Regions from separate parts of the Homo sapiens genome. Here region 2 is linked to region 1. A link is a loop called in an ENCODE intact Hi-C map of the cell type or tissue named here. Cell type or tissue: MCF 10A. All regions are shown on one strand. Links, peaks and the distances in the headings refer to the core of each region. The heading gives the core; the rest is flanking DNA. Region 1 has its middle 180 kb from the start of CTBP2. Region 2 holds the start of LOC105378541 (a long non-coding RNA gene).

Region 1 (16,249 bases), core at 3,263-11,262:
AAGCAGCATAGTTGTTCTCAAAAGACTCTATTGGAGGCCTGAGGAGCTGAATGCTTGAGCATGGAGTTGGACTGACTTGGGTGTTAAAGTTACTTCACTTCTTGGAGCTTCCATTTTCTCACCTGTGAAATGAAAATAATAGTAAAACTGCCAACCTCATAGGGTTGCCATTAGGATTAAGTGTAATAACACAGGGAATGTACAGGACACAGTACTTGTCCTGTAGCCTGGCTCATAGAAGAGCCTCAATGAATGGTAGTGACAATCAGTATGTAACGCATGGTATGGTGTAGGTCATGTTGGTGGGTTACATTCATTATTGTGCCTACTCTTAACACATCCTTTTGTATTATGAGTACAGTAGGCCCAAGGGCAGCTGTAAGAAAAGAGATTCAGTTGGCTTTGGTGCAAATGTGTCTTGTATTGATCCCTAAAGGGGCCATTAGAAAAATCTGACTCCCCTTCCTGGGAAAAATCCCAAGCAGATTCCCACAGCCCACCAATCCTGAGACAACTCCTCTCATCTTGACTCCTCTTTTTAATTGCTGCGTGGGTGCCAGACCAAGGACCATTTTTGTGGTGGATAGTGTCATCTGCTGTATGTGGAAGGAGAAATGGCACAAGTGAGAATAGATACATGGATTTCTACACACTGGTCAATGACCTTGGCAACTCGTTGGGACTGGAAGAAAAAAGACAGAAAAATAAGAGACAAGGAAGGCTGGTGTGGACAAGTGTGAGCGGGCAGAGTGCTGAAGATTTTTGAATCGCATATTAATGCCCACCGGAAACATGTATTGTAGATAAAGAACTGGAAAACAAGGTAGACAAATGACTTGGCTAGTTGACATTAACCACACTTCATCATTGGCCACCCAGAAGCAACAGTATAGGTGCGTGAATAGAGGGACCATGGTGGCAGAAGTGGAGGCTATGCATGAGCTCAACAGCACGGACTCGACTTAACAAGATCATTCTAGCTATTGCTTCCTCTGAATGTCCAGCCTGCAGCCACAGAGACCCACATGGAACCTCTGGTATGGCACTACTTCTAGAAGAGACCAGACACTTGGAGGCAAGTCAGCTTCTTTGGGCCCTGGCGTTCTGGAATAGCCAATGGTTCATCCTCAAAGGGAGACATTATTCCAGGTATGGGCTGCCTTTATTGTCCACAGAGCCTCAGCCAGCACTGTTGTTTGATGGCTTATAGAAGACCTGGTCCACAGGCCTGAAATCCCACCCACCATAGCATTTGACCAAGGGACCTGCCTCTTAGGGAGTGGGGTGTGGGAGTGAGCCGGTGGCTTATATTACATACTGCACCATCCAGGAGCAGCCAGCCTCAGTGAATGCTGGGACAGCCTTCTAGAGGCACAACTGTAGTGCCAGCTCAAGGGGAACCCTCTGGAAGGATGGGTGCCGGACTTCAGGACAGAGTATGCACATTCGGAGACCTGTAGATGGCTGGTCCTGTCTCTCCAGTAGGAAGAATGCATGGTTCCAGGAACTGACGAGTAGAAGCAGTCATGGCTCTATTTACTATCACGCCCAATGACTGACTGGGGGACTTTGTGTTTCCTGCCCCCACCACTCTGGGTTCTCTTCAAAAAAAAAGTTGCAACCTGGCAAACACTACCCCAGCCAGGTGATCAAGGTTAACAGCAATAGTGAAAAGTGATATGGAGAGCATGCGCCCTTGAATGACGCGATGCGAGGGGCACTTTACCTCTCCAAAACACGTAACTCCAGTCTAGTCAGGAGAAGAACACCAGGCAAATGTCAATGCAGGGGCATCCTACAACATCCCTGACAGTGCTCCTCAAAATCCTCAAGGTTATCAGAAACAAGGAAAGCCTAAGAAACTGTCACAACCAAGAGAGATGGTGACATCTCATCGAAGGAGATGTAACGACCAAATGTGGTGTCCTGGATGGGCTCCTAGGACCAAAAAACGACATTAGGGGGAAGCTGCAGAAATCTTAACAATTGTTTATCACTCTTCAGTTACCTGTATTCTAATTTAGTTATCATGTAACAATGAATGAATTATTATTTAGTTAATTGTGTATCAACATTGGTGTATTCAGCTGTTGATAATAGAGGACACTGGGTGTGGGGTGTATGGAAAATATGCATTTTCTTCACAATTGTTCTGTAAATCTAAAACTGTGCTACAATTAAAAGTTTATTTATTTTTTTTTTTTAAATTTCCTTGTCCCCAAATGAACAAGTGTCTTCTAAGGGTCTCATTGAACTAGAAGCTTTAGTGCTGTGCCCTGGGAGCAGTGTTCCTAGCTGGGGAATTGCCCTACGGGCAGGAGTCCGCCACTGCAAGGGATTTGCTTTTCCTTTCCTTCTTTTTGAAGATGCCTGGGAAATGTGGTGCCATAGTGTAGGCATCCCGTGCTCTGGATCCTCTGCTGCCCTTACTTTCCCTTTCCAGCCAACACATGTCAGAGGACACGGGGCCTCCAGCCAGAGCTTGGGACCCGGCAGAACTGGCTTCATCAACTTCTGTGCTGGTCACCTGTGCTATGGGAGCCACAAGGCTTTCTTTTCTTTTCTTCTTCTTCTTCTTTTTTTTTAAATTGAGGTGGAGTCTCACTCTGTCATCCAGGCTGGAGTGCAGTGGCGAGATCTCGGTTCAACCTCTGCCTCCCAGGTTCTAGCGATTCTTCTGCATCAGCCTTCCAAGTAGCTGGGATGACAGGTGCGCGCCACCATGCCTGGCTCATTTTTTGTATTTTTAGTAGAGACGGGGTTTCACCATGTTGGCCAGGATGGTCTCGAACTCCAGATCTCATGATCTGCCCACCTCAGCCTCCCAAAGTGCTGGGATTACAGGCGTGAGCCACTGCGCCTGGCCATGGACTGGCTGTTTTCTAATCTTGCTGTATAACATTGTTCTGGGATTTTGTGATTAGTTCCATTATTGCCCATTTCTCACTTTCCCACTCCTTTCTCCTTTTTGGTTTTAACACTTTTTGTGTGGCTGAAATTACATCCTTGATGCGTTTGCTTTTGAGTTCTTGGTCATGAAGTCTTCGCCTAAGCCAATATCTAGGAGGGTTTTTCCAATGTTATCTTCTAGAATTTTTCTGGTTTCAGGCCTTAGATTTCAGTCTTTGATCCATCTTGAGGTGATTTTTGTATAAGGTGAGAGATGAAGATCCAGTTTCATTCTTCTACATGTGACTAGCCATTTATCCTAGCACCGTTTGTTGAATAGGGTTTCCTTTCCCCACTTTATGTTTTTGTTTGCTTCGTCGAAGATCAGTTAACTGTATCTGGCTTTATTTCTGGGTTATCTATTGTGTTCCATTGGTTTATATGTCCATTTTTATACCAGTACCATGATGTTTTGGTGACTAAGGCCTTATAGTATAGTTTGAAGTTGGGTAGCGTAATGCCTCCAGATTTGTTCTTTTTGCTTAGTCTTGCTTTGGCTATACGGGCTCTTTTTTGGTTCCATATGAATTTTAGGATTGTTTTTTCTAGTTCTGTGAAGAATGCTGGTGGTATTTTGATGGGAATTGCATTGAATATGTAGATTGCCTTTGACAGTATGGTCATTTTCACAGTAGATTGCCTTTGACAGTATGGTCATCTTCACAGTATTGATTCTACCCATCCATGAGCATGAGATGTGTTGCCACTTGTTTGTGTCATCTATGATTTCTTACAATAGTATTTTGTAATTTTGCATGTAGAGGCCTTTCACCTTCTTCCTTAAGTGTATTTCTAAGTATTTTATTTTTTTTGCAGCTATTGTAAAAGGGGTTGAGTTCTTGTTTTGATTCTCAGCTTGGTCACTGTTGGTGTGTAGCAGAGCTACTGATTTGTGTACATTAATTTTGTATCCTGCAACTTTGCTGAAATAATTTACCAGTTCTAGGAGCTTTTTGGAACAAAGATAAATAGAAGAGACCTAATTAAACTAAAAAGCTTCTGCACAGCAAAAGAAATAATCATGAGAGTAAACAGACAACCCACAGAGTGGGAGAAAATCTTCACAATCTATACATCCAACAAAGGAGTAATTTGCAGAATCTACAAGGAACTCAAATAAATCAGTAAGAAAAAAAACCAAACAATCTCATCAAAAAGTGAGCTAAAGACATGAATACACAATTCTCAAAAGAAGATATACAAATGGCCAAAAAAAAAAATGTAAAAATGCTCAACATCACTCATGGTGAGGGAAATGCAAATCAAAACCACAATTAGACACCATTTTACTCATGCAAGAATGGCCATAATAAAAAAAAATAGATATTGGCCTGGATGCAGTGAAAAGAGAACACTTCTACACTGCTGGTGGTAATGTAAACTTGTACAACCACTGTGGAGAACAGTGTGGAGATTCCTTAAAGAACTAAAAGTAGATCTACCATTTGATCCAGCAATCCCACTACTGGGTATCTACCCAGAGGAAAAGAAGTCATTATATGAAAAAGATACTTGCACACCCATTTTTATAGCAGCACAATTTGCAATTACAAAAATATAGAAACAGCCCAAATGCCCATCAATCAAGTGGATGAAGAAACTGTGATATATATATATATATATATATATATATATATATATATATATATGAACACTCAGCCATAAAAAGGAATGAATTAAGGTATTTGCAGCAACCTGAATGGAATTGGAGACTGTCATTCTAAGTGAGGTAACTCAGGAATGAAAAACCAAACATCATATGTTCTCACTTATAAGTAGGAGCTAAGCTATGAGGATGCAAAGGCATAAGAATGATACAATGGTCTCTGGGGACTTGGAGGGAAGGGTGGGAGGGGGTGAGAGATAAAACATGACAAATTGGATTCAGTGTATACTGCTTAGGTGATGGGTTCATCAAAATCTCAGCTATCGCCACTAAAGAACTTACTCATGTAACCAAATACAACCTGTTCCCCAAAAACCTATGGAAATAAAAACAATTTTAAAAAAGAACTTATTTATGTAACCAAACACTACCTGTTACCCCAAAACCTATTGAAATTTTAAAAATATTACATCCTTGAGTAACTTTCTCAAAAAGATGTATTAGAAATACATTCTCTTCATCTCGTATTTGTGAAAACGAATAAGTTCATCAAACTCTCCAATTATCCCTTTGGAGTGTGCTGTTTCCAGCCAAGACCCTGCTCAATGCACTGGGTTCAAAATGATAAACCTGCAAGATTCTGAAGATCTTGCTTTGCTGACCTCTAGTATCCATTTGGTTATTGATAAGTCTGATGCCGATTCAGTTTCCTTCTAGGTAATTTCTTTCTCTCTGGAAGCCATTAGGATTTTTTTGTTTTTGTTTTTTTGTTTTATGAATTCTTGCTGCTATGAAATTTTATAAATATATGTTATATCAGTTAGGAATACCTTTTTAGCATTAAGAAAAAAAACCACCAAAAATACTCAATTAACAATGGCTTAAGCAATATTTGTAAGAAGTAGGTGGTCCCAGATTAGACGCACCACTTCAGTGGTTTCATCAAGGGCTCAGGCCCTTTCTGTCTGTCCCGCCTTATGAAGGATGTGGAAGGAACAGAATCTTGTTATCCTTGGCTTGTTGCCTCGTGGTTGAAAGATGGCTCCGACATCATTCCTTGCACCATTGCAGAGAATATCACTTCTCTTTATGAGGCTTGGAGTTTTGTTGTGAAAGAACAGCTCCTTATTACACATCTCTTGAACATTTCTTTGGCCAGAACCTGGCTACATGTTGACTCCTAGACACTCATTGGTAGAAGAGAATGGAATTTATTAGGATTGGTTAAGATCAGTTATAGTTGATTCCCTGGGGCTGAGAGGGGCGTGCCATTCCTGATGTCATAGGATCTCTGCCTGCTACCTAAGCTGCAAATGTGGAGAACTGCTAGCAGGAAAAAAGGGAAATTCTTTTGGGTTAGTCTATGGAGAATATCCACTTGGTATGTCTAGCTGTGGTCTTTTTCACTATCATGCTTTTAATTTGAAGTCTCGCTTCTCCTTTTTGCTCTAGGAATTTTTTCCCTCATTATTTCTTTGGTCTTCATCCTTTCTGCTTTTTCTAGTCTCTCTTTCTAGAACATTTTAAAATGAATATTGGATCTCCTGGATCAACCTTTTCTATTTATTAACTTTTCTCTTGAACATCCTATTTCTCTGCCCTTTTTTCTCTTTATTTCACAAGATTTTCTTGGCATCATCTTCTATCCCTTGTCTTTTTATTCCATTTTTATTTCATTTATTATATTATTTCAGCTCTATTTTGGTTACGTATCTGTAATTCTTGTTCTTTTTTAAAAATTATATCTTTTTCTTATTCTAAAGAAACACTATAATCTCAAATCTCTTGGAGGATATTAGAGGGTGTTTTAAAAAACTCCTTGTCTATTTCTTCAGTTGTCTCTGTTTCTTGCAGAGTCATTTTTGCTGATGTTGTTGTTTATTTATCTTTCTCTTTCGTAGTCCGGATTCTCCTCTCACGTCTGGTATATTTAAAGATAAGAAAATGCAAATGCCTACTTGGGGCCTGAGGCACATTTAGGGCTTGTTGACCTGAAGGCTCAGCATTCACTGGGGTGCAGGGGACCGAGGGCCAACTTCCAGGATGGGTTGGTCCCATGCACCAAGTGAGGAGGCCTCTGTTCTGGGCCAAGAGCGCTCTCACTAGCTGCCTTGGTTCACCCTAGAGTTTTACATAGATTTGTTCAGAGAAGAACTCTAGGTTTTCCTCCTAGGTAATGATGTCTGGCTGACCACAGATGGGCCTGCAGAGAATGGGATGTGTGAGTGTGTATGGGCTGGACCATTCAGAATAGAGGCTTTTAACAAATGCCCAACTTCTCACTGCTGCCCACTGGAGATCTGCAGTTTTCAAGTCTGCAGACTCTGGGGACACTTCTGGGCAGACTGACCTCTTCTGTGCACAACTCCTGTCTAGGATCCACCTGTCTTTGCTCTGTTTCAGCAGCCAGGACTCCCCGATCACCTTTACATCATCTGGAAATTGGTTCAAATCATGTATTCTCTGATGGTTTCCTTTGTTTTATTTTCTTTGGTGTGGGCTCCTACATTTAAAAAATTCCTTTTCCTTTACTCTTATTTTAATGGAGTCTCAGGAGAAAGGAGACAAATGCTAGGAAGCAGTCTGCAATCTTGACCTGGGGGGATAATGTCGAGGTTTTCTTTTAAATTGATTCATTACTCTTTTTTAATTAAAAAAAAATTTTTTTTGAGATAAGGTTGTGCTCTGTCACCCAGGCAGGAGTGCAGTGGCGTGATCATGGCTCATTGCAGCTTCAGTCTCTTTGGCTCAAGAGCTCCTCCCACTTCAGCCTCCTGAGTAGCCGGAACTACAGGTCCATGCCTCCAGTTGGCTAATTTTAAAAAGTTTTTTTGTGGAGATGGGAGTCTCACCACCTTGCCCAGGCCAGTCTCAAACTCCTGGGTTGAGGTGATCCTCCTGCCCTGGCCTCCCAAAGTGTTGGGATTACAGTTGTGAGCCACCACATCCAGCAAACCTTAATTTTTTATTGTAAAATACACCATAAACTTTATCACGTTAATCATTTTAAGCGTATAGTTTAGTAGCATTAAGTGCATTCCCACTGTGTGCAACCAATCTCCAGAGCTCTTTTTATTTTACAAAACTTCAGCTCTATGCCTATTAAATAACAACTCCCTGCTCGCTGCTCCCCTCAGCCCCTGGCAACCATCATTCTACTTTCTATCTGTAGGAATTTACAACTTGAAGTACCTCATGTAAGTGAAACCATACGGAATTTGCCTTTTTGTGGCTGGCTTTTTGGAGAGCATATGGTCCTAAGGTTCATATATGTCACAGCATGGGTCAGAACGTCCTTCCTTTTAAAGGCTGAATAATATTCCATTGTGTGAATAAACCACATTTTGTTCATCCACTTATCCGTGGAGGGAAGCTTGAGGTGCTTCCACCTTCTGGCTATCGTGGGTAATGCTGCTATGAATGTGGATGCCAGTATTGTTGAGTTTTAAAAGGCCTGTAGCATAGGAGACCCCCCAGCCACTAAACCCAAAGCAGATGTATTTGTACGTAAATTTCCCATCGCACTGGAATTAAGATGCTATAGTCACATTGTCTTCCACAAAATACTCTCATGTTTAGAGTTTTACTTGACACACTTCTTCTGGGTCCATTATTATAACCAATGAGGTAGTTAGAGTAGATAGCATTATTTTTGTATCGCAGTGAAAAACTTCGAGCTACAAAGAGGTTAAGTGACTTGCCTAAGCTAATAAGTAGAACAACTAAAAGTACTGAATAATTTTATCAGCCTGAAAGACATTGCTGAACGTGTTTGTTTACATCAACTCTATTGTGGGCTGACTATGGAGACAGGGCCACAGAATGATGATCTCTAATCTAGTAAATTTAATGCAACTTCTCCTAACAGATAAGCCGGGTTGACATGGTAAATTTTATGTGAAAAAGAGAAATCTGTCTGAAGCTCTGGCAGCCAAGATAAGACAGAATAGCAGATATGATTTAACTATTAAAATTACAGAGATTTGTTCCTCTTTATTTTTCGTGGAGGGAATCAAGGTAAATGTTCTTGGGTTGTTGGCAGTATTTCTTCCATTTGTACATTCCTTCTAAACATGAACATTATGTTGTTTATTCATCTGTTAATGACAGCTGATTATCAAACCATAAATATACATGTTGGGTCTAATGGTTTGTGAATGTTAAGCATCAGACAGTAATATCGCGGGTACTTAGAGAAGAACACTACAGCTACATCCCAATCACTATCTAGCTTGTCAATTTCCTGTAGAATTATCTGATTCTTTGTGCTGTCAGCTGAATCATGTGTTAGGCAGAAAGCAGATTTTTTTTCCCATTATTGCTCTTTTTTCCTCCTCATCAGTAAACAGATTTAAAAAAAAAAAGAAGAAGAAGAAAAGAAACACAATTCTCTGGTGTAATCGAGGCTCCAGATATCACATTTTCTCTATTACTTGTGGAAAACAGCAAATCTGATTTCTTGAGGCTTTTCATGTTCAAATCATTTCAGGGACATCGGCAAATACATATTCACTCAGTATTTCCGTACCATATATTGGAGAAAATAACAGATATGAAGATGCTAAAGTTCAAATTAAAGGGCTTTCATCCTGCTGTCCTAAAGTCCCTTGGAACTTATTTAAAATGTTTAAAAAAATCTGGCCACTAGTGGTTTACTCTCTGCACAGCAAGATACATGTATTTATTTCCTAAGCAATGAGGCAGAGAAGCGTGGTGTTCAGGCGTTGACAGTATGCTAATGTGTGCTGGGGAAAGACACACCGGTCCCCAGGGTGCAACGAGGAGCCTCTGAGAACTTTTCTTAAAAGGTCTTCATTCTTCCACTCACCCGGCAAACAGTGGTTAAGCATTTACTAGTGCAGGTGTGCACTCAGCCTTGGGCAAATAGGAAGTTCCTGCCTCGTGGTTCTCAAAGCCGGAGGAGTGGGGGCGGCACGGCAGAGCAGAAAGGGCATCGTCAGAATCCCAGCCCACTTACCTGCAAAGGGCATGGCCTCAACCTCCCCAAGCCTTCCCCTGGGGCAGGGATGGTAATACCCACCCCAAAGAGCGGGGAGGATGAACTGATTGGCCTATAGCTGGTGCACGGCACAGAGCTGCAGCCTTCTGGGACACTCCTGGCTTATTTCCATTTCTTTCACTGCCCTTCGCTCGTTCCAACCCGGTTTCCATTCCAGACACTCCGCCAGCAGCGCTTTCTTATCCTCCTCCATTTTTGGCGCTGCGTTAGACCCTACCACCTTCAAACTCTTGCCTTCTTTCCCCACACTTACCACCCTGCTCTCTTTCTCTCTCTCTCTCTGATCTCTTCTTCTCTGGAGACTTTGTTTCTTTTCCTTCTCTCTCTCTTCTCTCCTGAATAGTGGATTTTCACGAAGTCTCTGCTCATTTATCTCTTTGTAATATTGCTCCTTTAACACAAACCATATTTTCAAGTCCTTCTTATTCTTTAGACATCACTAATGTCATATTTCTGGCTTCAGCTATCATCCTCACTCTGATGACTCCAAAATTTCTATCTCTGTATTTTCATAGCCAAACTTCTAGCTTCAATTTTCAACCAAATACCCAACCTGAGCGTTCACTTTCAACTCGAAATCTCTAAAGCTATACATAACATCTTTACCCCAAATGAACTCCCCTATTAGATTTTTCATTTTTTTACTCTCTGTCAGTAGCACTATTTTCTCAATTGTCCACTGATAATTTAGCTGCTTTATCATTTACTAAAACTATTTTTCTTTTTAGGAAATTAATTAATTAATTTTTTTGTTTGTTTGTTTTTAGAGACAGAATCTTACTATATTGCCCAGGCTGTAGTGCAGCAGCTAGTCACAGGCCAGATCAGAGTGCATAGCCCACTGCGGCCTCCAACTCCTGGCCTCAAGTGATCCTCCCACCTCAGCCTCCCAAGTAGCTAGAACTACAGACGTGCACCACAGCATCCAGATAAAACCACGTTTCCTCTCTCAAAACATTTATGAGCAGAAAAGCATTAGATTAAGTCACAAAATACAACAAAAAATTTTTTAAGCTCCTTAAATAAATAGAAAAGCCGGGCACAGTGCCTCACACCTAGCACTTTGGGAGGCCGAGGTGGTTGGATCACCTGAGGTCAGGAGTTCGAGACCAGCCTGGCCAACATGGTGAAACCCTGTCTCTAGTGAAAACAAAAATTAGCTGGGTGTGGTGGTGGGCACCTGTAATCCCAGCTACTTGGGAGGCTGAGGCAGGAAGAATTGCTTGAACCCAGGAGGCGGAGGCTGCAGTGAGCTGAGATCATGCCACTGAACTCCAGCCTGGGTGATAGAGTGAGACTCCATCTCAAAAAAAAAAAAAAAAGAAATAGAAGAAACCTATAAATATATAAAGTGGTGTATACAGTATGGTCCCAACTTTGTTGTAGTTGTATTGCTTGTGTCTTTATTTCTCATCTATCAATATCATCTATCTACATATATGCATAAGATAGACTGAGTGTTCAGAAAATGTCTCTCACTAATGGAATTATAAATGAATTTTACCTTCTTTTTTATGCTTCTTTTTCCTTTTTATTTTTTCTGGACTTTTGATACCCAGGATAGGGTTCATTTTAAGTCTTGGTTTATGACACACACTCAGCATTGGTTCCTTTATCCCCTCTTTTGTTTACTTATTTGTATGTTTATTGATGACTGCAGTGGGCATCATGCCCACCCTCCAACCCAAGCCCTGGAACAATGACACTGGCTTACATTTCCAGCACGCTCCCCTTCATTTCCTAGGTCCTAGCAAGGTCTGAGGTATTACACTGGTCCACACCTCCTGTCCATGAGTTAGTATGTCAGGCTTTTTATGCTGGTTGATTGGACATAAAATAGCATTTCAGCTGGGCACGATGGCTCACGCCTGTAATCCCAGGACTTTGGGAGTCCGAGGTGGGTGGATCACTTGAGGTCAGGAGTTTGAGACCAGCCTGGCCAACATGGCAAAACCCCATCTCTACAAAAAATACAAAAATTAGCTAGGTGTGGTGGTGGGGGCCTGGAATCCCAGCTACTTGGGAGGCTGAGGCAGGAGAATCGCTTGAGCATGGAAGGCAGAGGTTGCAGTGAGCTGAGATTGCACCACTGCACTCCACCCTGGGTGACAGAGTGAGACCCTGTCTCAAAAAAAAAAAAAAAAAAAAAAAAAAAGCATTTCATTGTGGTCTTGATTTGCATTTCTTTAGTACTAGCAAAATTGAACATCTCTTTTTATATGTACAGGCTATGTCTTTTTCCTCCTCTGTGAACTTATAGGCTTATGTCTTTTTCATCTTTCATCTAGGTTGTTTGCTTTTATCATATTGATTTGTAGAAATAAGACAAAAATGTCCACTAACACCACTGATATTCAACATTGTCCTGGAGGTCCTAGTCAAAAAATAAAAAAGACATGAAAAATAAATCAAAGACATTGCAATCTGAAAGGAAGAAGTATATGATTGTCATCATTTGCAGATAAAATTACTAAGGATAAAGGAAACCCCAAATAAGCTATAAACTGTTAGACTTAAAGGAGCCTTTAGCAAGGTGGCTGGATATGGAATAAATAGATGAATGCCAGTGGCATTTCTATACACCAGCAATAAACAGCTAAAAACTGTAATATTAGGAAGATCATTTATAATAGTAAAATGATACTACACAATACCTATAATTAAACCTTAAAAAGATATGCAAGTCCAAAACTTAAAAGTATCAAATTCTTTGCAACACACTGAGGAGACCCAGATAAATAATTTTCACGCTCAAACTCATCATTACAGTAATATAAAATAAAACAACCATGTGATACCAATTTTAACTTATGCGATTAAAAAAGATTGATAACACCATATTAGTCAGTATTCTCAAGAAAAACAGAACCAATGGGATATATATATATATATATATATATATATATATATAAAACAATATAAATATATAGAAAGTGATTTATAATGAGGGATTGGTTCACAGACTGAGAAGTCCCATGGTTTGCTGTCTGCAAGCTGGAGGCCCAGGAAAGCTGGTGGTGTTGTATCAGCCCAAGCCTTAAAGGCTGAGAACTCGGGGAGCCAATGGTCTGAACCTGAAGGCCTGAGAACCAGGAACACGGATGTCTAAGGGCAGGAGAAGATGGATGTCCCAGCTGTAGTAGAGATAGAAAATTTACCCTTTCTCTGCCTTTTCATTCTATTCAGGCCCTCAATGAGTTGGGTGATGCCCTCGCATATTGGTGAGAGGGGTTCTTCTTTATTCAGTCCACTGATTCACATGCTAATCTCTTCTGGAAACACCCTCACAGATGCACCCAGAAATAGTGTTTTACCAGCTATCTGGGCATTCCTTAGCCCTGTTGAGTTGACACATAAAATTAGCCATCACAAACACTAAGTAGTGGGAAAGATATAGTGTAACAGGCAGTATCACACATTTTAGGTGTGAGTTCAAATTGGCACAGCTTTTCTGGGGAGAAATCTGGCAGCACTAATACAATTTTTAAATGTTTATACCCTTGGACACAGCAATTTTACTTTTGAAAATTTCCCTATAGACACATATGCATAAGAGTACAGACTTTTGTATAACAATTTTCATCACATTGTAATTTGAAACACTCCATCTACCAGTAGATGACTAGCTAAATAAGTTGCTATAGATGTGATATACAGTGAAATACAGTATCAATCACTCATATGAAATGAGATAAAATACACATGCTGAGATGAAAATGTACCAAAGGCATTTGATTAAGGAAAGATGAGTGTGTCTTAGTGTCGGTTTCCCTGGAAGCAGAGCCTGAGGCAAGGATTTGGATGCAGGTAGTTTATTTGGGAAGAATCCTAGGAATCAGGTGTGAGGGAGTAACGAGAATGAGGGGAGGAGCAAAGGGAGTATGATCTTCACATAGTGTGGCAAGGGGCTTGCTTCAGTTGGGACCTCCTGAGAAGTGTAAGGAAGGGTTCCAGCATTGTCCCTTGTCCCCTGATTGAAGGACAGGAGACAGAAGGTGAAAAGATGGACAGCCTGTGCAATGGGAGTTGTAGCTCACACAGAACTGCCCACTCCAGTTGTGGCTGAAATCAGAGGCAGTCCAGGGAATGTGATGTTGGGCATTAGAGGAATTTGCTACAGACTGATTCAATTTAGGTAGAAGAGGATGTCTACATACATCCCTAGAGGTATGTATGAGAAGCCATCTTTTTCTTTTTTTTGAGACAGAGTTTCACTCTTGTTGCCCAGATTAGAGTGCAGTGGCACGATCTTGGCTCAGTGCAACCTCCATCTCCCAGTTTAAAGTGATTCTCCTGCCTCAGCCTCCCGAGTAACTGGGATTACAGGCACCTGCCACCACAGCCACCACACCTGGCTAATTTTTGTATTTTTAGTACAGACAGGGTTTCACCATGCTGGCCAGGCTGATCTTGAACTCCTGACCTCGTGATCCGCCTGCCTCGGCCTCCCAAAGTGCTGGGATTACAGGTGCGAGCCACCGCACCCAGCCGAGAAGCCCTCTTAAGCTGTGATCAGATGAACTGCTGCCCTCCATTCCCTCCATCAAGGAAACAGAATGATGCCTGCATAGAAAGCTTGGGATAAGTAGGTTGCTCTTTGTGTTCTCAAACATTAGGGAGCCTCAGAATCACCTGTAGGGCTTGTTAGAACACAAATTGCTGGTCTCTGCTTCCAGGCGTTCTGATTCAATCAGTCTGGAGCAGGCTGGAGAATTTGCATTTCTAATAAGTTGTTAGGTGATGCTAATGCTGCTGGTCTAGAGATCATGTACTGAGAACCACTTGTCTAGAACATCTGTGTATTTTTCCCAGCCATTGCCCAGAGCCTGTTGTGCTAGTTCCCAAACCTGTTCATGTCATCTTCACTTGTTATTATAGTCAGGTAATTAATTAAATATTGCATGAGCTAATAAGATACAAGTGGACAAAGACAAAGAATTGTGTCTATACAATACGAGTTGAATGTTACTGAAAAGACTCAATATAGATGAGTCATTGAAAACTTGCAAAATGTCACAAAAATTGAAAATTGAAAATTTATAAGAATCTAGAAGATTATTCAGAGATTACTCATAAATATCTTTAGTTCTTGCTCCATATGAAGTACCTGCAACAAGGAATGAATGCCAATATATTATGGTGTGATCCATGTAAAAAATACACCTGAAATGCCCTCGAGTATCAAAGAAGAGGCCTTATACCCATATTAGATTACTGTCAAATACATATACATTTATTTGTTTTAATTTAATAAGAAAGTTTAAGGTGTTTATGTTTTTTTTCTGATTTCCTGCTTAGTTGACCATTTTGATCAACTAACCTGTCCTTATCTAATTGAATGAGAACTTCCATGGCCTCCAGTTTTGAACCTTTCTGTTCTAAAGCAGGTTTCTCCCCAGGCATGAAGCTGAAAACTAGGAATTCCAATGAGGATCCTTCAGTGTCCCAAATAGTATCTTATTATTTTGAAAAATGTCAATTCTATGCTTTCTACATTTTTCAGAATTGCTGCCTATCTACCTGGGTCATTACTCTGCTCACAAGTACACACTGAATAAAATCAAAATCCTCGGCATTCAGGGCTCTCTCTGAAATGATTGACATCTGTCACTTGCTTCCCCTAATTTTTCACTTCCTCTCTTCATTTACCCTGTACCACACATAAAATATCATTTCTTGACTATGCATTTGTGTTTTTTTTTCATGAGTTCTTTCCTCTGCTCCTCTGTCTAGAGAACTCCTATTTATCCTTCAAAACCCAGCCCAAATATCTTATCTCTGAGAAGCCTTCCCAACTCCCTCTTTTGTTCTAATAGCTCTTTATTGTACATGGTCCTTGATGCTACTTGTCAGAATGCTTTGGAGTTTTTTGCTTTGGTTTCAGTGGAAGCTGTAGCGTCTTAGCTTTCAACATCTAGGACATTTGTAATATTTGCCCATCTTACTTTATCACTTTACCTGAACTGTGCTCCAGCCCTGACATTCTAGTCCTGAGTAGGGGCTCAGGAATATTTGTTGAGAAATACTAATGAGTAAACGAATCAATAAATGGACTCTCATTACATCTGATGTATTTGATATTTCTTATTCCAGCTTCTGTAGACATAAAAACCCATCATAATTTAAACGACAACTTAAGAATAATATATGTTGACTTGAATCAGTCACATCACTCACTCTTTTAGTGCTTAGCAATTTCTTCTTGTATCCATAAATAAAGTCCATTCCTGTTTTAAAGCCTGTTTTAAAAAAAACAGAGTGAAACTCAAATTGTTGAGAAGATAAGTAGCTTTATTAAATATGATAGCTTCAGCATTTTACAGATTCACCGGTGAAACTTCTCAACTGAGAGAGTGTGATGCTGCTCAGGTTCTTTGGCTATAAACTAGGGGCAATAACAGCTCTGACACCTCAGGGCCATGGTATTTAGTAAGATAGTTTATGTAAGGTGTCTGAATACAGGAGGGACCAAACAAATACCAGTGGATTTAACTGACTAAATTTTTGTTAAACTGAGCACAAAAACAGAGACCAAATAGCAGCAGAGGTCGGAGCTAACCATGTGCAATCCCCTAAGACCCAGCGATTCCACTTCTAGCTCTATACCCAATAGAAAAGCTCACAGAGATGCATCTAAAGACCTGCCAAGGATGTTGATAGCTTCAGTACATGTA
Region 2 (16,249 bases), core at 4,429-12,428, 110 kb before region 1:
GATGTTCATCCATCCATGAGGGCTCTGCCTTCATCACCGAGTCACCTCCCCAAAGCCCCCTCTGCTAATACATTCACCTTGGGGTAAGCATTTGTCCTATATCAGGGGTTTTGTGACTGTCTCCCCTGGAGGCAGGGACCACACCTCTCCCCTTCATTGCAGGCCTGGTGCATGGTGGACTCCCAGTAAGTGGATGGCTGGGAGCTTGTAGCACCCACCCCTTCCTCTTCTAAACAATCCCTCCCTCAGCTCTGGCTGTCTAAGGTTTCCGGTTCTCAGTCTGGTGGGCGGAAGTGCAGGTGAGGCAGAGGTTGTCAGGTGGCCTCTGGGGAGCCAGGGTGGGGTTAGTCACTGGAGGAGGGGCTAGGAACTGGGGCAGACGGGGCAGGTAGAGCGCTCACTGAACAGGCTGCACGGCCGGGACGCAGTCTGCAAGGTTGCTGCATGTCCTGAGACCCTGAGCAGAGGCTGAATTTGCACGAAATGCCCTAAAGGCAAAGAGGTTCCATGGTGCTGCCTTCTCCCTGACTGCTCTCCGCTCGAGTCCATCCCTGTCCTCCCTGAGGGATTACAAAGCTATGCCATCTTGCGCCCTGGGCCTGGGGGTGGGCTGAAGGAGAAAAAGGTTAAGACCCTTCACTTTCAGCCCTCATCAAGATTTAAACCAAGAGCTAAAAGGGTGCGTGAACCTTCCAGCGCCACTTGAAATCCAGCTCCACATTTAGTGGGAATTAAAGTAATTGATGAACTTGTACTGGACACAGGATCACATAAATAAAGAGCTACAAGTTCTAAAAATAGCACTCAGGGCTTTTTAGTTTTTTAAATACGGTAAAGATCAACATGCAACACACCCCAAGAGGCTCCATGTCAAGCAATTAGGAAACTGGAGAGAACGGGAAAATGAAAATGTTTATTCAAAAATCAATATATTTATCCTAAAAGGGGTTAGTGAACCACACGAGTAAAGTCAGGTCCCACCACAGTCCCCAGAGTTGCTCTGGGGCAAGGTAGGCTCCAGGCAGTAAGAGGTTAAGATATGGATTTCAACTCTGAAGTTGAAGGAAGACCCCTGGGTGAGCTTTTCATTGTGTCGACTAAAAATGTTTTAAAAATCAATATAACAGTGTATAAAAGGATCTTCTAAAGCTTGAGTTAGTCCCATTCATAGCCAAGTGTGCCGCGGTAAGGAACGGATGAGGAGGATGTTTAATCCGCCCAGCCTTGCAGCTAATGAGGCGGGAGTATTTGGGTGATTGTTGATGCAGGTGGAAAAACTGTTTCTAAAGAGTACTGATTGGCCAGGCGCGGTGGCTCACGCCTGTAATCCTAGCACTTTGGGAGGCCGAGGTAGGTGGATCACGAGGTCAGAAGATCGAGACCATCCTGGCTAACACGGTGAAACCCCGTCTCTACTAAAAATACATAAAATTAGCTGGGCGTGGTGGCAGGCGCCTGTAGTCCCAGCTCCTCGGGAGGCTGAGGCAGGAGAATGGCGTGAACCCGGAAGGCGGAGGTTGCAGTGAGCCGAGATCGCACCACTGCACTCCAGCCTGGGTGACAGAGTGAGACTCCGTCTCAAAAAAAAAAAAAAAAAAAAAAAGAGTACTGATTGCTTCTGCAGGAACAGATCATAAAGACCTGGCCCTTTCCATCAGCTGAGATTTTGCCCAGAGACAGTAATTGCTTACTTTCCCTGGCCCCAAATGGGTCCGAATTGTAAATCATGCTGTAACATAATATCTAGGATAATAACAAAGATTCATTCAACAAACACTTGTCATACTCCTCTTGTAAGTCAGGGGCTGGGCTCTGTGCCACAGGGATGGATATACAGCTCGCGAGGCCAATGCTTTGCCGTCTGGAAGCACAGACTCTGATGTAGTGCCTGTCAAACTTTTAAACCAGAAATACGTACTACATTGGGATCCAGTATATTCGTGTACTTTTGGAAAAAAAATTTATGGAACAATATTCACTTTTACATTGCATGATGCATTTCCTTCCATCCCTCCCTCCCTCCCTTCTTTCCTTTCTTCCTTCCTTTGACAGTCTTGCTCTGTCACCCAGGCTGGAGAGAAGTGGCATGATCTTGGCTCATTACAATCTCCACCTCCCGGGTTCAAGCAATTCTCGTGCCTCAGCCTCCCCAGTAGTTGGGATTACAGGTGTGCACCACCACGCCTGGCTAATTTTGTTTTTTGTATTTTTAGTAGAGACAGCATTTTGCCATATTGCCCAGGCTGGTCTCGAACTCCTGAGCTCAGGCAATCTGCCCGCCTTAGCCTCCCAAAGTGCTAGGATTATAGGCGTGAGCCACTGCACCTGGCTACATTCTGATAGTTTCTATTCTAGCCTATTTTATTGAAAAAAGAAGTGCTGGTTGCAACCCTCAAAATTGATTTCATGACCCACTATGAATGGATAGTGAGGTGAAGTTAAAAAATTCCTATCTAGAGGGAGGGCAGACATGAAAAGTGATTCAAGAGAAAAGAGAGTGCCTCGTGAGGGAGTCAGGAGAGGGTGGGACCCTTCTGGCTGGGGGCAGCAAGAAGGGTCCCACGGAGGGGGTGGCATTCAAGCTAGGCCCTGAGTGGCAGAGAGATGCTTGTGATTTAGACAGACTGAGCTGGGAAGAGTAATGATGTTTGCAATAACATGGAAATTATGTTTTTATTATTCATATAATAAGCAGGGCTACGCTTTTCAAGGGACTTTCCCACCTCTAGGTTTATTGGATCATCCTAGCAAACATGTGATCCAGTTAGATTAGGTATTAGCCACATGTTATCAATGGAGGAACTGAGGATCAGAGAAGCAAAGGACTTTGCCCTAGGACACACAGCTCTTTGGCGTTGGCAGAGCCAGGTGTGAGCTCTGGTCTGCCTGGATCACAGCCCCTGTGTGGCCTCTGAAGCAGGAGGCACCACGCGGAGTCCCTGCTTCATGTCTGATGCCTGATGCCTGAGAGCAGGGTTTGAGAGCAAGGGGCTGGGGGCACTCATGGGCACAGCTCTTTCTCTCAGCTCCCTCACTTGCACAGGTCAGGGAATGAATTGATTTGCCTTTGAGTCACAACCAGACAAACCCTCTTCTGGGTTTCTCCATAGGAACACCTGAAATTGGCAGCCTTCAGCATCCCACCCAGACTCTTAGACAACTACTCCTCTTCCCTGGAAACTTCCCTTGCTCCCTGTGAACCTAGCCTTGCAGCCTGGAGGCCAGTTAAGCCACGTCTTGCTGTTCACCACGGACTGGATCTGTTCTCTCCCAACCAGCAGCCTGCTTCCCCAGCCTCATCTATTTGACTTCTTTCTCTCAAGGAACTTACAATTTAATCAGGAATCCCTAATAGTACATGCATTCTAAATTGCAATCATTTATTGCATCTAGCCTGGGGCTTTCTGTCTGTTAGAAATATCAGGGTTATTTCCTTCTTTTAAGAGTTTATGTTAAAAAAAAAACTTTACAAATAATGTTTGCTGTTTAATGTTCTCCCCTGAAATATCAATCTGCAAAAAATAGAAATCCTTTTTTACAATTCATTGCAAGGATATAGTTCCAGTTTCTTATAATGTAATGAATGTATGGCAGATAATGGTCCAATAGTGCAAACGAAAGGCGCATATAATCAAAATGATAATGGAGCGTATTGTACTGCTTGTATAATACAATCCATACCAATATGGAAATCATATCTCAAGGCAACATTCCTCTCTTTGATTTTTGTAATAATTGTACATGTAAGAGCAGAGCAGCGAGAAGTGGGGGGACAAAGGCCTTTATTGCTTCATTAGGCAGCTGGCGTTCTGATGGTCCGGCCTGTCGACAGTCGTTCCTTAATTTCCAAGGGAAGCTTCTCCTCTTTCTGCAGACATGATTTACTGTTCACGTCAGCTCCCTTTTCAGCCCTTTCTCTGTGAAGACTCACAATTAGATAAAATGAGCTTTGAGGGCCCTTTTGATCAGCACCTTCTGCCTGCTTGGCCAGTGATCTGGGTTTGGGTCAGACTGGAGCCAGGCTGCCGGAAGCTTGGGTGGGAAGGAAGAGAAGGCCTTGGTAGAGGCCTTTGAGAGCCTCGGGCTGCACAGCCTCCTTGGCCGGCTAGGCAAGGGGCATGTGAGGGAGTGGAAGAGCAACAGGCACAGGCCCTACCTGCACCGCCTTGCATTCTAGAAAGGTCAGCGCACACTCAAGGTGGGAAATGTCCACTCTGAAGTCGGGCCTCAAGTGGATCTTGGCTTATGTACCAACTAGAGTATGACCTTGGCCTTGACCTCTCTCAGCAGCAGCAACCAGAGATGTTGGCCAAGGTTGTAAAGTTGGGTGGCAGTGGTGAGGGGAGAGCCCAACTTCCTAAAGAGGTCAGTGTTTTCTCCCAGGTTCTGGGAATGGAAAGATGCTGGCAGAAAGCAAATCCCACACCAGAGGAGTAGATTGACAAGTAACCTGGAAGTTATTTTTTGGACTTTTTGGATCAGAGCAAACTTGGATCTTGCTCCTAAATGCTGTGTACCCAGCTACTTCTCCTGGCCCAGTGGGTCCTGGGGCCATGCCTTCTGGGAGTCTGGATGGGGCGGGGTGAGGTGCGGTAGCCCTGGCCCAGGGCGCCCCATCATTGTAAGGTGGAAGGGAAACTGCGGATGGTGGTCTGTAAGGGTCAGGGGTCAGGCGCTGAGCAAAGGCGGGGCAGGAATCCGGCGGCCCAGAACTGGAGGTGAGCCCTGGCAGGCCCAAGGGAGCCTTCGGCTTTTCTTGGGCGCCGGAGTCCGCAGCACAGGCTGGCTGAGGGCTGGTAAGGGAGCCGTGCTGATGGGGCAGAGTCCTGGGCACAGTCCTTTGTGGGCTTTGTCTTGGAGGCACTGCCACTTCTTGACGCTGGCCTGGGGACGCTGCCAGAGAGACCATGCTGTGTGACCCTCACTGCTGCTGAGGCCAGAGAGGGAGGTGATGTCCTGGGCTACCCCGGGAAATGGGGCAGAGAGGAAACTCAGCGGAAGCCAGGTCTCCATTTTAAGTTCTTTGGCGAGAAAGCATAACGTGCTGATGCCTCCCAGGTGTGTCTGCAGAGCAAACCCTGGGGGCAGCCCCAGCTCTCAGGAGGATGGCCCCGGGGGGCGGTGGGGGGTCCCACCTCCTCTTCTTGTCTCCACACCAACATCCACTCCAATCCACACATACCCTGTAGGCTCCTGTGGTTAAACTCACGTCCCTGAGGCCCAGACTCCCTGAGCTTAAATTGCAGTTCCACCATGTTCGACCTTTGTGGGCTTGGCCAAGGCCCTGGCCCTCTCGAAGCCACAGTGTTCTCTTGTGTACGACGGGGAATAACTGCAGCGAGGAAGTGGGAAGAGGACTGAGTGAGTTCAGCAGGGAGTGAACACCTGGCCGTATGCACGCTAAGGCCGTAGCCATCCGTCACCAGGTAGGGACAACAGGTTCACCTCCTGGGGGCAGGCCTTGACCTGCTCAGGACTCTGAGGTGTGTCTGCACTAACGGGCCTCAGGAAGGGGTCATCTTTCTTTCTCTCTCCAGGTCACCGCAAGCAGTGGGGTAACGTGCACAGGAAGGGGTAACGTGCACAGAAAGGTTACGTCCTGGGCAGTGGGAAGCAGTGGGGTAACGTGCACAGGAAGGGGTAACGTGCACAGGAAGGGGTAACGTGCACAGGAAGGTGACGTCCCGGGCAGTGGGAAGCAGTGGGGTGACGTGCACAGGAAGGGGTAACGTGCACAGGAAGGTGACGTCGCGGGCAGTGGGAAGCAGTGGGGTGACGTGCACAGGAAGGGGTAACGTGCACAGGAAGGTGACGTCGCGGGCAGTGGGAAGCAGTGGGGTAACGTGCACAGGAAGGGGTAACGTGCACAGGAAGGTGACGTCCCGGGCAGTGGGAAGCAGTGGGGTGACGTGCACAGGAAGGGGTAACGTGCACAGGAAGGTGACGTCGCGGGCAGTGGGAAGCAGTGGGGTGACGTGCACAGGAAGGGGTAACGTGCACAGGAAGGTGACGTCGCGGGCAGTGGGAAGCAGTGGGGTGACGTGCACAGGAAGGGGTAACGTGCACAGGAAGGTGACGTCCCGGGCAGTGGGAAGCAGTGGGGTAACGTGCACAGGAAGGGGTAACGTGCACAGGAAAGTGACGTCGCGGGCAGTGGGAAACAGTGGGGTAACGTGCACAGGAAGGGGTAACGTGCACAGGAAGGGGTAACGTGCACAGGAAGGTGTCATCGCGGGCAGTGGGAAGCAGTGGGGTAACGTGCACAGGAAGGTGACGTCGCGGGCAGTGGGAAGCAGTGGGGTAACGTGCACAGGAAGGGGTAACGTGCACAGGAAGGGGTAACGTGCACAGGAAGGTGTCATCGCGGGCAGTGGGAAGCAGTGGGGTAACGTGCACAGGAAGGTGACGTCGCGGGCAGTGGGAAGCAGTGGGGAGTCAGGGGAGGCATGGGTGTCTCCTCAGTGCCCGCTACCTGCAGGCACAGGGTAGTGGATGCTGGGAGGTGCTGCCCAGAGACCCTTAACAGCAAGCCAGGGAAATTGCCAGCTGAGGCTCCCAGCTCACTCCTGTCTGAAAATTTCCCAGGACTCCCCAGCTGTAGCTGCACCCAATGACTGGGCCATAAGTGGAGAGGCAGAAAGACCTCAGTTTGGCTGAAGGATCATCAGAGCCCCAGACCTTCACAGGGGCTCATCTGAGACCATTGTAGCAATTTTATCACTGTTCAGGTTCCTCTACAGTCCAACCCCCAGCTCATATAGGCACCGACCCCCGAGGGCACTCCAAGTAAGCCTCCTGCCTGCAAATCTCAGAGTCTCCCAGTCTGTTTCATGGGACTCACCCTATGACAGTGTTCCAAGCACTTTATTTCCTTGAACTTACTTATTTTATTGAAGTCTCACAACAAATCTATGAAATCAGTGCTGTTGTAATTCCCATTTGCAAAATAAGAAACTAGGGGAACAGAGAGATTTGGTAACTTACCTAAGGTCAAACAGCTAGTAAATGGCTGCATTTTTTTCCCCCCAGCAAACTGTACAATAACAGTAAAACAGCCCAGGAGTGACCCACTGCAGTGTTTCCTAAGGTGTTCTGAGGAATCCTTGCGTCAGAATCACCTGGGCTGCTTGTTGCATGGCAGATTTCCAGACCCTGATTGAATCGGTATCTCTGGGATTGGGACCCAGGAATCTGAATATGTAACAAGCTTTCCGTGCAAACTAATGCGGGAACCACTGAGCTCTGGGGAGAAGCATCAGATACTGGAAATCTGGCAGGGACAATAGGGATTGTCAAATGCTTTCGGCTGCAATTGAAATGAGGCTCCAAAAGGCAGGCAGGTGGTCTCATCCAAATTCATGGAGGCATCAAAGGGAGATGAGTCTGGACTTGAACTTTCCCAACTCCTAAATCAGTTGACTGTCTTCCACACAGCATGGACACTTCTTACCTGCTGCTGTTGGCTCAAAGCACATGTGGACAGGATGACAAGTGAGACTCTGAACACCATTTTTCAGATTTTAAAAAATTGCATGAAGTCTTAAAAAATTTACAAAACCTAACATTTGACCATTTTAATCATTTTAAAGCGTGTGGTTCAGTAGTACTAAGTGTATTCGCAGCAACCATCACCATCATCCATCTCCAGAACCCTTTTCATCTTGCAAAGCGGAAACTCTGTCCCCATTAAACCCTCACTTCTCATTCCCTCCTGCTCCCAGCCCAGCCAATCACCATTCTATGTCCTGTCTTTATGAATTTGACTGCTCTAGAGACCTCATATAAATGGAATCATGCAGTATTTGTCCTTTTGTAATGGGCTTATTCCACTTAGTATAATGCCCTCCAGGTTCATCCATGTTGTAGCATGTGCTAGAATTTCCTCCCTTTTTATGGCTGAATACTATTCTACTGTATGTATGTACCTCATTTTCTTTATCCATTCATCCACATGTGGATGTCTGGGTTGTTTCCATCTTTAGGCTATTGTGAATAATACTGCTGTGAACATGGGTGTACAAATGCCTCTTCAAGACTGTTTTCAGTTTCCTTGAGTCTATAGCCAGAAGTGGAGTTGCTGGATCATATGGTAATTCCATGTTTATTTTTTTTGAGGAACTGCCATTCTGATTTCCACAGCAGCTGTTCCATTTTACATTCGCATCAACAATGCACATGGGTTCCAGTTTCTCCACATCCTTCTCAACACTGGCTGTTTTCTTTCTCTTTTTCTTCTTTTTAAATAACAGCCATCCTCATGGGTGTGAGGTCTAATCGTGGTCACTTTAGTTATTTTATTTTTAAAAATGTTTTTTGAGACAGGGTCTCACTCTGTTGCTCAGCCTGGAGTGCAGTGGCATGATCTCAGCTCACTGCAACTTCTGCCTCCTGGGTTCAAGCGATTCTCCTGCCTCAACCTCCTGGGTAGCTGGGATTACAGGTGCCTGCCACCATGCCCAGCTAATTTTTGTATTTTTAGTAGAGACGGGTTTTCACCATGTTGGCCAGGGTGGTCTCAAACTCCTGACCTCAGGCGATCCACCCACCTCGGCCTCCCAAATACAGGTGTGAGCCACCATGCCTGGCCCCCTTTAGTTATTTCAAAGCATGTTCTTGGAGCCCATTTTCCCTGCAGGCTGCTCCTAGACATCCCAGCCATAGCTGCCAGGCTGCCGGAGCCCATGTGGACAGAAGGCGCTCCACCCTCTCACCGTGCTGTGGTAGACGTTACATCTTACTATGAAGCAAAGGGAGGCAGAGGGTGCTGATGGGCAGCAGTCACCAGGATCGCAGCCCCAGCTCTGTCACTAAAGAGTGCAGGTTTTGAATGGGTCACTGACTGTTGGAGTGGCAGGGTCCTCCTGCCCATAGATAAAATGGCGTTTCTGCTGGTTACTGCATCATGCAAGAACAGCCGGGTGGTTGCTCACCAAACCTGAAGGGTGTGTTTGGGTTGGTCTGACTTAGCATATAAGCCATGTAGCTGATACAAAACTTACTTTGGGAGACCATGGGAAACCCCCGTGCAATGACCGGGCATTCAGCCTCTGAAGGAGCTGAAGCCAGGGTTGCAGAGGTCCCTGTAACTGCTGCTAGGGAGAGGCCTATTAATATTAAGATGCTGTGGCCAGAGAATGGAGCCTTCAGATATAAGCCTTGAATCAAATGCATAGGATAGAACCCCACATGGCAGAGCGGCTGCTTCAGAGTTGCTGAGCCCTTCCGGGCAGGGGCCTCATGGGGAGGCTGTCGAGTGGGGTGGATTTCCCAGGGCAGCTCCTCCACCAGGCTGGGTGGGTCAGCCAGTCTGGAATTCAAGCAATTGGGATCCACTAGCCCAGGGCTTCTCAAGCTGGAATGTGGACATGAATCACCATGGATCTGGTTACGTTGCAGATTCTGACTCAGCAGGTCTGAGGCGGGGCCTGACATTCTGCACGGCTGGCCTGCTCCGGGCGCTGCTGATGCTGCTGGTTCCTGGACCACCCTTGAGACCCTGGATGACCTCTGAGGTGCTGCCTCCTTGCAAAAACCCTCAGCTCTTGGGACCTCTCCCTGCGCTTCCGAAGCCCTTTCAGATATTTTCCTGTAGCCCTCACAAAGAGCTTGGGGTTGCGGTTTCTGCCGCTGTTGACTCTCACGTGGGTAAGGCCATTTTCATTTAATTTTTTGAAGCTTTTCTAGAGCCCAAGCTCCCTAAGGATGGGGAATTCATCTCACCCAACACTTGGCATCCCCTAGAGAACCTAGTCCAGTGCTGTGCTGTCTTCTCAATACTGTTTGTTAGAGGAATAATAATAACAGCCCTCATATGTGTGAACACTTCACAGTTCACAGGCACTTTCATATGCTTAATTCATTACTTGCCATTTCTCTTCCGATGAAACCAGCAGTTCCTCTTGGCTTACGTGCTAGGCGTGAATTTCCTCGTTTTTATCCTCACAACAATCCTGTGAATTACACAGGGCAGGTATTAGCCTGCCTGCCAAGAAGGGGACACTATTGTTTGTAGAAACATTAAGCATGCTGCCCAAGGTGTCCTAGGGGACAATGGCAAGCCTGGGATCTGTTTCCAGGTTGCTGCTGCCATCTCCCTAGAAGAGAGTTGGGACCACCAGCAGGAGTAGGGACTTGGGCTCCAGATGGTGTCCGCTTCTTCTCACTGGGCCATTCCAGTGGTGGCTGGCCAGTGTTTCTGGTGCCAGCCCTGTGGGCCTCCCTGCCTGCATCCTACCTGGGCCAATGCCCCATGGCGCAGGTGACCTCCACATGGCTTCTTTTCTATCCTTTGCATTGAAGGCCCTTGCACTGCAGGATAACAGCTCAGAGGACTGGATTTCTGGTCCTAGCTCTGTTACTTCTGACCATGGAGCCATAGACCAGGCACCAACTGAGTTTTGGTTTCCTCTTCTGTAAAATTTGGATGATGCTGTATGCCCAGCTGGGCCTCTGGGCTTCATGAGCCCACACCAATAGCGCTCTGTGGAAATGCTTTGTGCATGCAAAGAGACGTACATGCTACTTCTTCATCAAGCGTGTACACTGTAAAACAGAAAGGCTTTTTTATTTTCAAAGTTTGGGTATTTACACAGAGGCCCTTGCATATGCGTGATCATTTCAGTGGCTCATTTGTTTGTCTTGCTGTGTATAATAGTAAGACACAAGCCCCTCCTGAAGCCATCGGCAGTCTCCTCACTGCTTTGAAAGTTGATTTCCTTTGTCATCCTTACTTCCTAAGGGTTAGCCTGAGTCATCCAGCATCAGGATGCCAGCTTTGCGTTAGAAGTTAATTATTCTTCTTTATCATATTGAGGACACTTAATTTTTTTAGTGATTTACTCTGCTTTGTAATTATAGATGTGGTGATTAGAATGTCTTATATTTGACATTACAGATTTTTAAAAACATGATTTATTCCCACCACTGATTTAAAACTCTTCCTTTGTAAGTTTTTATTCCTGCTTGTGTGACAGTGTTTAGGGACTCCGGCCGGGCCTGGTGCCTCTGCAGGGGCTATTAGAGGCGCTGTGTACATATATAATTAAGGAATTTCAAAACACAAATGACTGCCTTTGGGGCCAATAGCCACTGCAGTTTCCATCTATCATGTCAGCCCTGGAGATGGTTGTGTATTTGGTAAAGTAAATTAACATACAACAACTTTGCTTAAAATAATGTTCAAATTTAAGATGTAGCAAGAAGCAGGAAAAACAAACAATAAAGGGATCCAGGGAGAGCGAAAATCACATATTTAAATGCGAACAAAATCTTTGCCTGGTGCCTTTATCACCTGTGGGTTACAGCATAAAGCCACCTGAAGACCCGGATTCCTTCTTCACCTCCTTTTGTTTTCTGGCCAAACTTTCTGTTCGATTTGCACCATCTCTGAGCAGACCTTGGGTTTGGAAGGGACCTTTGGAGCCTCATCTTTGTCACGTATTTTGTCCTTTGAAAATGTATTATAGAGATAATGGAACATCATTTCAGAGTTTCGGAAATGGGAGAGAAATCTCCCAGCAGCCCAGCAGTTGAAGAGGAGCTGCCTCAAATACCAGCCCAACGGGAGGCCTGTCTCTGGCTTTTATGTTCAAGCTGGGACTCTTGGCCTCAGAAGCCTGCTTCTGGTCTTGAAAGTTGGTCCCTTCCCAGCATTATAGCATTAAAAAAATTTTTTTTTTGCCACCAATAAAACCATGTTCGGGGCTAATACTCATGCTTTAAAAAAATTGCAATTGTTCTTTGGAGCCCAGTTAACAGAAGCAAATTTCTTTAAAACAGATGTTGTGTTTGTGGTCTGATGCTGATGTGGATGAGGCTATTTGGAAGGGTGTAGAAGTTTTCCCATCTCACTCAGAAGGAAATGAGATGATGGTTCTTCATACACAAAAGCCAAAAATCAACTGTTATTATACTACCCAGCAATAACCGCAGCTAGTGTTTTGGTGTGTATCTTCTTAGAACTGCTTCTAGGTGAATTTGTACATCAAGATTAATCTTTTTAAAAAATATAAGCTGGATATACTAATTTTTAGCCTTTTTTCTCTCTTACTGTACTTTGAACACTTTATACCACTTTTTCCAAGTTAGTGAATATTTTAGCTTTTTTTTTTTTTTTTTTTTTGAGATGGAGTCTTGCTCTGTCACCCAGGCTGGAATGCAGTGGTGCGATCTCGGCTCACTGCAACCTCAGCCTGCCAGGTTCAAGCAATTCTCCTTCTTCAGCCTCCTGAGTAGCTGAGATTACAGAAACCCAGCACCAAGCCCGTCTAATTTTTGTATTTTTAGTAGAGATAGGGTTTCACCATGTTGGCCAGGCTGGTTTCGAACTTCTGACCTCAAGTGATCCGCCCACCTCGGCCTCCCAAAGTGCTGGGATTCCAGGCATGAACCACCATGCCCAGCCTAAGCACATGGTTTTCAATGGTTGCAAAAGGGCCCATGACTCAGCTGAGATCACCATTTCTGTGGTCTTTTTGATATTGATGAAAATTTAGGCCCTTTCCTTTTTAAACTTTTTGCTATTAAGAACAGTGCTTCAGTGAACATCCTTCTGCATGTATCTTTGTGTGTCTATAATAATTTCCTTAAGATAAATTCTTAGAAACAGGGGTGCTGTATCAAAGGTTATGCACATTGACATGACCGTCTATTCCTCTTAAAAATAGCATTTTCCCTGGCAAAACATGCAGAGTACTTTAAGACATCTGCTGCACTTGTTGCAGCATTCAAGTAGAACATCTTCTCAGCAAGAAGGGCTGAAACTGTGTTGTCTACAGTAGGCTGGCTGCTGGATATCACTCCGGAAAGAAACTAGCAGCCTGCAGAAGAGGCAGGGTCACCAACACCTTGGAGGGCAGTAACTGAGCCTCTTTCCCATCGGTGAGTGTTGGCATCAGCCCCCACCCCAGGAGCAGAAACCATAAGTGACAAAGGGAACAGCTCCCTGGGGAGGAAGCTGCCAACTCCTCCCCAAACCACAGGTAATCCTCACTAGGGAGGAACTGACAGCCAAGATTCTTCATCTGTTGAGGGTGATTCAGTCAAGGTAGGGTAATGAATTCAGAAGAAGAGTAGGAAAAGTGGTTGTTGCAAAGAGCTGGTGTAGTTGCATTGTGAAAGGAATCATGGTCACAGAAGGTTTCAGAAGCTTTATCAGTAAGACAGATTGCAGAGTATCAGATTTGCGTTGGGTGGAATTCTGTGGGATGCCAGCATTGGAAAGTGAGCCACAAGGCTGTTGTTTTTTCAATTCATTAGAACAGCTGGGTCTCCAGGAGTAATTCATGAAATGGATTAGATAATATCCTTCCTGATAGGCTGTCACCCCAATGAAAGAATGTGGTTTCTGCCTTGTCAGCATGCAGCCATCACTGTTTTCTGATAATAGGTCCCTAAATTTTCTCAGAAGAACACCATTTCTCCATTCTTAATCCTCCTGGTTTGAATGGCGTTGATAATCCAACCTCACCTGGGACATGCAAGTAAAGTATATCATCTCCCTGATCACTGTGATTGATCTAGGATGGGCATGTGATCAAGTTCATCCAATCAGAATGCATCTCAGAACTTTTGCTTGAGCACTTGCTGGAAAGTGTTCTTTCTTTTCCTCTGATGTTAATGATTGGGAGGCTATGGCGTGGTGCAGCTCGGAAACCCTTGCTGGGGAGTGCTGCTCTGTTTGGGAAGTGTTTTTAGAGAATAAAGTCAACATGAGAGAAAGCAAAACAGAAAGATATAGAAATACAGGTTTTTATAGATATAATTTGAGCTCTTGGATCCAGGTGTGCCTGAAGTAGAGCTATATCTGGAGTTTTCAGTTATTCGAGCCATTATATTCCTTTCTGTTTTGCTTAAGCCAATTTGATTTAAGTTTCTGCCCCTTAAATCCAAGATTCCTGACTACTACAGATATATTAAATTTCAAGTTGATTCATAGATCTGAATGAGGTAATGTTGCCCTCAAGCCTATGTGAATGATCTAAGTCCAAGCTTAGTGTTACAGGACAGGAACACAATGTCTCAAAGACAAGGCAGTGGCAGATCAGTGCTGGGTGGTCAGGGAGGGAAAGGATCACATTCTGCAGGTAGGATGAAGACAGGAGTCACAGAAAAAGTGATATTTTTGATGAGTCTTGGAAAATGACAGGTGGGATTGGCAGGCGATGACATTTCTGGTAAAGAAACAGTAGGAGCGAATGCTGAGAGGAGAAAAAGCAAAGTCCATAGCCCACGTAGGGAGAAGGCAGGAGGTAAAATTAGTAAGAATAGTTGGGGTTATGTTGTTTGGATCCTGAATTCCATGCTGAAATAAAACTTAATGAGATTTTTGCCTTTTGTGTATGACAGAGAAGCTTATATTAGACCAACGGTCCCACTGAGAACAACTAGAAAATCCATACAAAATTAGATAAAAATCCCAAACCAAAAACATCTGTTTGAAAGCATTGCAGATCTGCCATGATAGCCAAGATTTGAGAGACAAACATCTTGGAGTGTGAAGGCGCCGTTGAGTTTAGCTCAACATTCTATATGCTGCTTTTACTTTGGGGTGATTTATTGACGTTTGCTTGTGACAAGAGGCTGAAAAGTCTGGTAAAAGGTCCTTGCTAAGAGGCAGAGAAGCCAGTCGAATTTTTATAATCTTGCAGGGCTAGGGAAACAAAATTGGAGATTGGGGCTACTTAGGTAAACCAGAACATAGACAGTCAGAATCATGGAAAGAAGGGAAGTGAAAGGAAGTGAACCCAGTATGTGATGTTTTTCACGTTTAGGTGTTTACCAAGTCACAGTTGCACAGGGCAAGAGGCTAGGAATCCAAGAAAAAAGTGGCTGAGAAAACAGTAAGTTATTGGCAGTTTCATGGTGCTGGAGAGATAAATATTTGAATTCAGGAGCTGCCTAGGAGGAGGGGCCCTAGTAAGTACTCCAAGCTGACTTACTCCTAGTAAGTACTCCCAGTAAGTAAGGTTCTGAATTGGACACCTAGAGGGTTACACCTGTAGATGTTGTGAACTAGAGCTTTAGAAAGACTGTTACTCAGACTCAGGTCAACAATGTCACTGACTGGATTGGAAGCCATCTGCTCTTACTCTAGCTTTCTGAAAGATGATAGAGTTGAAGCTTCTTTGGAGGAAGACATCATTATCCTGACCTTCTCCATTTTTCATATACCATATCTGGCTCCCAATTAAACATTCTAGGAATACCAGGCTGGGTGCAGTGGCTCATGCCTGTAATCCCCGCACTTTGGGAGGCCAAGGCGGGCAGATCACTTGAGGTCAGTAGTTCGAGACCAGCCTGGCCAAAATGGTGAAACCCCACCTCCACTGAAAATACAAAAATTAGCCAGGCTTGGTGGCAGGTGCCTGTAATCCCCACTACTTGGGAGGCTGAGACAGGAGAATCACTTGAATCCAGGAAGCGGACGTTGCAGTGAGCTGAGATCACGTCACTGCACTCCAACCTGGGTTGAACAGAGTGAGACTCTGTCTCAAAAAAAAAAACCAAAAAAACAAAAAAACAAACAAAAAAAACAACAAAAATTCTAGGCATACCAAAAAACAGTATCAAAAGAGGGGAAAAAAAAATCGGAAGATAGAAACAGACCCATAGGTAAATCAGATGTTGCACTTTTTATACATGGACCTTTAAATTAACTGTAATCGATATATTAAAAAAAAGATAAGATGGAAAATTTCTTCAGAGAACTGAAATTTATAAAAAGAACCAAATAAAAAGTATAAAACTGAAAAAGCCAATAACACAAATTTAAAATGTAATATGTTTACTAGCAAATTTTACACACTAAAGAGAGGATTAGTCACCTGGAAGACAGATTAGTAAGAAATATTCAGACTAAATCTTGAAGAGCAAACAGGGTGAAAATTATAAAGAAAAAACATGAGAGAAATAAAGGAAATGGTGATGAAAAGGTCAAACTTATGTGTAATTAAAGGAGAGGAGAGGGAGAGTGGATTAGTCCATTTTCACACTGCTATAAAGAACTACCTGAGACTGGATAATTTATAAAGAACAGAGATTTAATTGACTCACAGTTCCACAGGCTTAACAGGAAGCATGGTTACGAGGCCTCAGGAAACTTACAATCATGGCAGAAGGCAAAGGGGAAGCAAGTGGAGAGAGGGAGAGCAAGCAAAGGGGGAAGAGCCACACACCTATCAAACAACCAGATCTCGTGAGAATTCTACCATGAGAATAGCAAGGGGGAAGTACATCCCCATGATTCAAC

Evidence for each region. A loop is a pair of places that touch in the nucleus more often than their neighbours do. Peaks named below come from ENCODE experiments on the same cell type or tissue, not always from the same donor. Only the 100,000 strongest peaks of a DNase experiment are listed, where the experiment ranks them.
Region 2: it touches region 1 in a loop (14-fold over the local background); 2 of 110 quality-filtered maps call a loop at or near these places.

Annotation. Positions count from the first base shown.
Region 1 is chr10:125,335,387-125,351,635 of GRCh38, forward strand. No RefSeq gene overlaps it. Among named protein-coding and RNA genes, the nearest start is that of CTBP2, 180 kb to the left of the region's middle. In MCF 10A, for the core only: a CTCF peak has its summit at 7,981 (motif pointing left); a DNase peak (open chromatin) is centred at 5,695.
Region 2 is chr10:125,222,345-125,238,593 of GRCh38, forward strand. It overlaps LOC105378541 (a long non-coding RNA gene), which reads left to right and starts at 6,173. Exons shown (of 4, transcript XR_946434.3): 1 at 6,173-6,402; 2 at 7,983-8,089; 3 at 9,397-9,645; 4 at 11,466-11,692. RefSeq lists enhancers at 5,064-6,263, 7,102-7,616, 8,721-9,920. In MCF 10A, for the core only: no CTCF peak of the experiment used is centred there; a DNase peak (open chromatin) is centred at 9,347.